Linked DNA regions of Mus musculus: region 1 is linked to region 2. Evidence: chromatin loops called from intact Hi-C (ENCODE). Cell type or tissue: left cerebral cortex. All regions are shown on one strand.

Evidence for each region. Hi-C counts contacts between places; a loop is a spot of excess contacts. Peaks named below come from ENCODE experiments on the same cell type or tissue, not always from the same donor. Only the 100,000 strongest peaks of a DNase experiment are listed, where the experiment ranks them.
Region 1: a loop joins it to region 2, with 2.4 times the contacts of the local background. A loop is called at or near these places in 1 of 42 quality-filtered maps.

Annotation. Positions count from the first base shown.
Region 1 is chr13:60,351,111-60,353,610 of GRCm38, reverse strand. No RefSeq gene overlaps it. Among named protein-coding and RNA genes, the nearest start is that of Gm35333, 82 kb to the left of the region's middle. In left cerebral cortex, no CTCF peak of the experiment used is centred here; no DNase peak of the experiment used is centred here.
Region 2 is chr13:60,177,681-60,180,180 of GRCm38, reverse strand. No RefSeq gene overlaps it. Among named protein-coding and RNA genes, the nearest start is that of Gas1, 1.4 kb to the right of the region's middle. In left cerebral cortex, a CTCF peak has its summit at 1,524; a DNase peak (open chromatin) is centred at 1,526; H3K4me3 peaks cover 719 bases.

The DNA of each region.
Region 1 (2,500 bases), 170 kb before region 2:
CTTAGATGTATACTTCTGGGCTGATGGACATTATCTTTAGTTCTTTAATAATGGTTTCCCCCTATCTCATGTCTTCGGTCTTCTGTGCACATTGAGACACAAAGGTCCAATATTGACCTTTGTGTCTGCCTGTCTTTATGATATGTTCTACTTTGTTGATCTTATAAAAACAATATTATAATTAATTCCTTGAGAATTGTGTACAATGTACTTTGAACATGTTCGCTCTCAGTTTCCCCCATAACCATTCTTTCCACAATTCATCCCTTCTCACCTACCTTTGAGATTTCTTCCCCTCCCCCCCCCCCCCCCCCTTACAATGTCAGTTTGTGCTGCCCAGCTAGTCTTGGGAGCAAGTGTAAAGGCCATCCTTGAATTATTCAAATGCTGATTTCTCTGTCCCCATGGCTGGTTGCAATCCGGACATGGCATTTTAATGGCTGCAGTATCTATTCTCTGTCTCTGTTTTCTGTTGTCGTCCCCCCACCCCCTCTCTTCCATTCATCTCCCTCGATGCCTCTCTACATCTTTTTAAGTCATCAGGGCAGCTCCACGTGGGCTTTCTCTCCCATGTAAAGCCGGCGAGTTTAGTTATCTGACATACATGTTGCCAGCCAGAGTCAAACAAGGTGACACTGTTTTCGTGCGCCAGTTTTCAGACCCAAGTGATTATCTTTTTCCTGGAATCTTGGTGGTATTTTCCACATTTTTGTTGGAGACAATGTTGTTTGTTGAGCTGAAATACTACACAGTTGCTTCTAAGCCCAGCTTCCAGAGGCTGTAATGAGCCTTGAAACTGCAAACGACGAGTCCAGTGCTGCTGGCGGCAAAATGTACAAGCAAGGCACAGGAGGCCTGGGCTCACAGGGACCTCACGTTGAGTTAGAATGATATCTCACTATGTGACAAATCATGTGAGGAGTTTATGGATGAGCACAACCACAGACATTGAGCACCGAGGTGTACAGAAGAAAAGAAACCTCACAAATTAAAGATTTTACAAACGAAACAAAACAATCAAGCAGAAAGTGTGAATATCATCAGGAAGATATTAGACAATGATTTATACTCACTACTGTGAGCAGATAACGTCAGTTAAAAGGTTAGAGTCTTAGAATGACCAGTAAGATCATGAAAAGAGCCACTGACACCAAAAGAAGGAATAAGGCATTTAACAAATAATGAAAACACAAAGATAAAGCTCTCTAGAGATGCTTAGAAATATTCAAATTGATGTTGGCTTGTTATATTTTTATAAACAATTTCTAAATTCAACGATAATCATTTAAAAGTCTATTCTGAACCATGCAGTGGTGGCGCACACCTTTAATCTCGGCTCTGGGGAGGCAGAGGCAGGCAGATTTCTGAGTTCAAGGCCAGCCTGGTCTACAGAGTGAGTTCCAGGACAGCCAGGGCTGTACAGAGAAACCCTGTCTCAAAAAAACAAATTGAAAAAAAGTCTATTCTGCAATATTTTTGTTGATTATTTTGGAATCTCATATCATGTACTCCAATTGTGCTCACCTTTCAGTCCTCCCATGTGTGCTCTCTTTCCCTGCAACCCCCCCCAAAAAAAAAACAAAGAAAGGAAAAGAAAAAAGGTCCTTTTTTGTGTTGTATATATGCTCACTGCAGCATGGTCATATTTCTACTGGTCCCCTATGGAAAGATGAATCTTTCTCTACCTCCACCCCTGCCAGAAGCCAACTGAGGCAAGTTTTGCTGCACCCAGAGAGGGGAAGGCCAGTTCTCCTGTAAGGGGTGGGGTTAGCTCTCCCGCACCCAGGGACATCAACATGGCTTCAGGCAGCAGCTCTAACCACGGACATTCTAATGGGCTTCAGTGGTCACACGGGCCACATACATGAACACAGCCCTTGGCCATATTAGCACCACTGACCAATTCATGACCCTCAGCAGCTACACAGACCATGAGGCTCAACATGACCTCTTCGAGGCAGCAAAACTCAAGGACATCGCCTGGATCTAGGGTTTCATAGCAGTCCGGGGCAACAGCCTGGTCCACAGACATGGCTTCGGGTGGCATAATAGACCATGGTGGTTCCTTCAAGAGGCTCAATGGAGAAAGTGAACTATTTGCAGAGGAGCCCACAGTCTGCATCTGCATAAGCTCCAGGCTGCTGCACACCATGATGCTGACCCTATCAAACAATGACAGCATGTGACCTCAGCCCCCTCCCTTACTTGTCACAGTTATCATGTCTCCCTCTGTCTCCTCTAGCTTTGGTGTGTTTTAAAGTTCAAGCAACTTGGCTTTGCTTTTTGTGTGTGGTTACAACTAGACAGACGAAGACTGAGGACCCATCCCAGACTAAAGAGCACAGAAGAGACCTGCCAGTGAAGTGTGACTCCATGGAGACTCCATTCTTACTGTTCTACAAAGGAATTATTGGAGTAACTGGAGAATTTTGGACTAAGCTTGTCTGTTAGAGAGCAGTCACTGGTATTGGCCATTGCCCTGAGTAGACATGGAGAAACA
Region 2 (2,500 bases):
GCCTGCTACCACTCTTCCCCACCATGCTAATCATGGACTGATACTCTGAAACTACTGGGGAGTAAAATGCCAGGTGGGACTTCAGGAGTGAGAAGTCAATAAGAGGAGAGGTGGGGGGGGGGAAGGATGGAAAGAGGGAGGGAGGGGAGGAGGGAGGGAGGAAGGGAGGGGGAAGAAGGAGGAAGGGAAGGAGGGAGGGAGAAACGGGAGAGGGGAGGAGGGAGAGAAGGGACAGGGAAGGAAGGAGGGAACGGAGAATCCATAGACATGGTGTCCTTAAAGAGTGAAAGCCCAGGACCCAGGAAAGCCTATATTTGAAAGAGGGGAATGCACACAGCCTGCTGTGGCTGCCTGTTCCTCTGGCCTTCCACGTCAAGGCCATGAGTCTGTAAAGATGTCTTCAGGATGAGCACTCGTGACCTCCCTTAGCTCCCACTGAGACCTGAATCAAGGCTAAGATGGATTCATGTGACCAGCAAAGGTGAACTATTTGTAACCTTTAGAACAAACACAGTCAGAACATTCCCCCAGTAAGCAGCTCTGAAGCATCAGTAACACTGCACGCACGCGCGCATACACACACACACACACACACACACACACACACACACACACACACACGCACGCACGCACACACGCACGCGCGCACACGCACACGCGCACGCACGCACATGCACACACACGCACACGCACACACACACACGCGCGCGCGCGCACACACACACACGCACACACACGCACGCACACACACACACACACACACACACACACACACCGCCTTAAATCTTGTTGGAAATGCAGACTTTCAGGCCCTCCAGGGTTTTAGCTGTCAGAGATTCAAAGAGTTAGGAATCCAGATATGAACACAAGGTCTCCAGATGATTCTCCTGCAGGGTGTCTTGAGAGCTCTCTAAAGAAGCCAGAAGATGCATCCCAGGGCTGGCTTTCTTCTTAGGAGCTCAGGATCACAGATTGTTAAGGATAAAAAAGGACCTTAGCAAGTGAGCAATCTGACCTCAAAGCAAGTGGCCTGGAGCTCTCAGGATCTAACTAGCTGTCCTTAAACTTGCAGCGATCCTCCCGCTTCTGCCTGGGATAAACAGGCTTGCTGTACCACATCTGGCTAGTTTTTAAGGATAGATTTGCGTTTGTTTTCTATTACTAAATTCATGGTCCTAACCATGAATTAGGGTTAGGGTAGGAGCACGGTGGCTTCACACAGCTCAGTCTGCCTCTCTCATCCTGTGAGGTTTCAGAGACAGCTTCCTCAGCCTAGGCAGCCAGCTTTTCCCAAAAGCCAGGTTAATCCGTCAGGCCCTCACTCTCGCCCTTTCAAACTCTTTAACTCTTTGGAGAGGTGGACAGTCCACTTTCTGAACGCACTGCAGCTGGGGCTTCCTTTGCTTCAGCAGCGATTTAGCCTTAAATTTTGTGACAGACTGAGTTGATAGTCTCACCATGGAAAGGGGAGAGGAAGGAGCCAGTTTTTGACAGGCCACAGACTCGCGGTGCCTCTAGTGGCCAAAAGCTGCATTGCGCCACAGTTAAGGTCGCTTGAGAGAGTCCTGCTCTGACTGCAAAGCCCGCTCTGCTGGTGGCTTTTGCTTTAAACACAGCGAGGAACTGAAACGTGCAGTTTAAAGCACGTAGCGGGTCAATTTACCCTCGTCCTCTGTGCTGTAACTGCAGCCAGGTGGTAGCGCTCAGCATTCCCAGGGTTTTTAATGCTAAGATTTGTCATTGCCGTTCGTATTTAAAAAAAAAAATCGTGAGTAAAGAAATAGTTTCAGTTCTTTGGATTTCTTAGTTTGAAAACGATGTCCAGTGCGAGGGCCTTACCTGCCGGAAAGGGGGACTGAAAGCTGGTGGAAAGTGTCCTTCTTGTGGTGGTGGTAGAGGTCGTGGTTGTGATGGTGGCTCGGTGTGTGTGTGTGTGTGTGAGAGAGAGAGAGAGAGAGAGAGAGAGAGAGAGAGAGAGAGAGAGAGAGAGAGAGAGACAGAGAGAGAGACAGACAGAGAGAGACAGAGAGAGAGACAGACAGAGAGAGAGACAGAGAGAGACAGACAGAGACAGAGACAGAGAGAGAGAGAGAGAACCCGTGTGTGCCCGCGCGCGCAATCTGTGTCTAAGTTTTTAAAGTCTTACAATGAATTCTCAAAACTCCCTGCCTTCGCTATACCCCCCGAGGTGATCAGAACTCAGAGATGAGGAGCCTGAAAATTAAAGTGACTTTCGAACTTTCTCGGATGCAAAGATGGGGGATCAGTAAGAATTAATAAAAGTGTCCCCCCACCCAAACAAAAAGGGGGCGGAGGAAGGGAACAAAAAGGCCGGTGGCTGAGCCGGATGCAGGCAGCTGGCCCTAAGCCCTGCCCGCTGGCTCTGTGCGCGAGCTGGGGTTCGGTATCCCAGCCTCCTGAAGAGTGGGAGGAGCTGGGCCTGTGTCAGGCTCCCTAAGCCGTTCCTTTCAAGCCCTGAATGCCTGAATGTGAGCTGCCC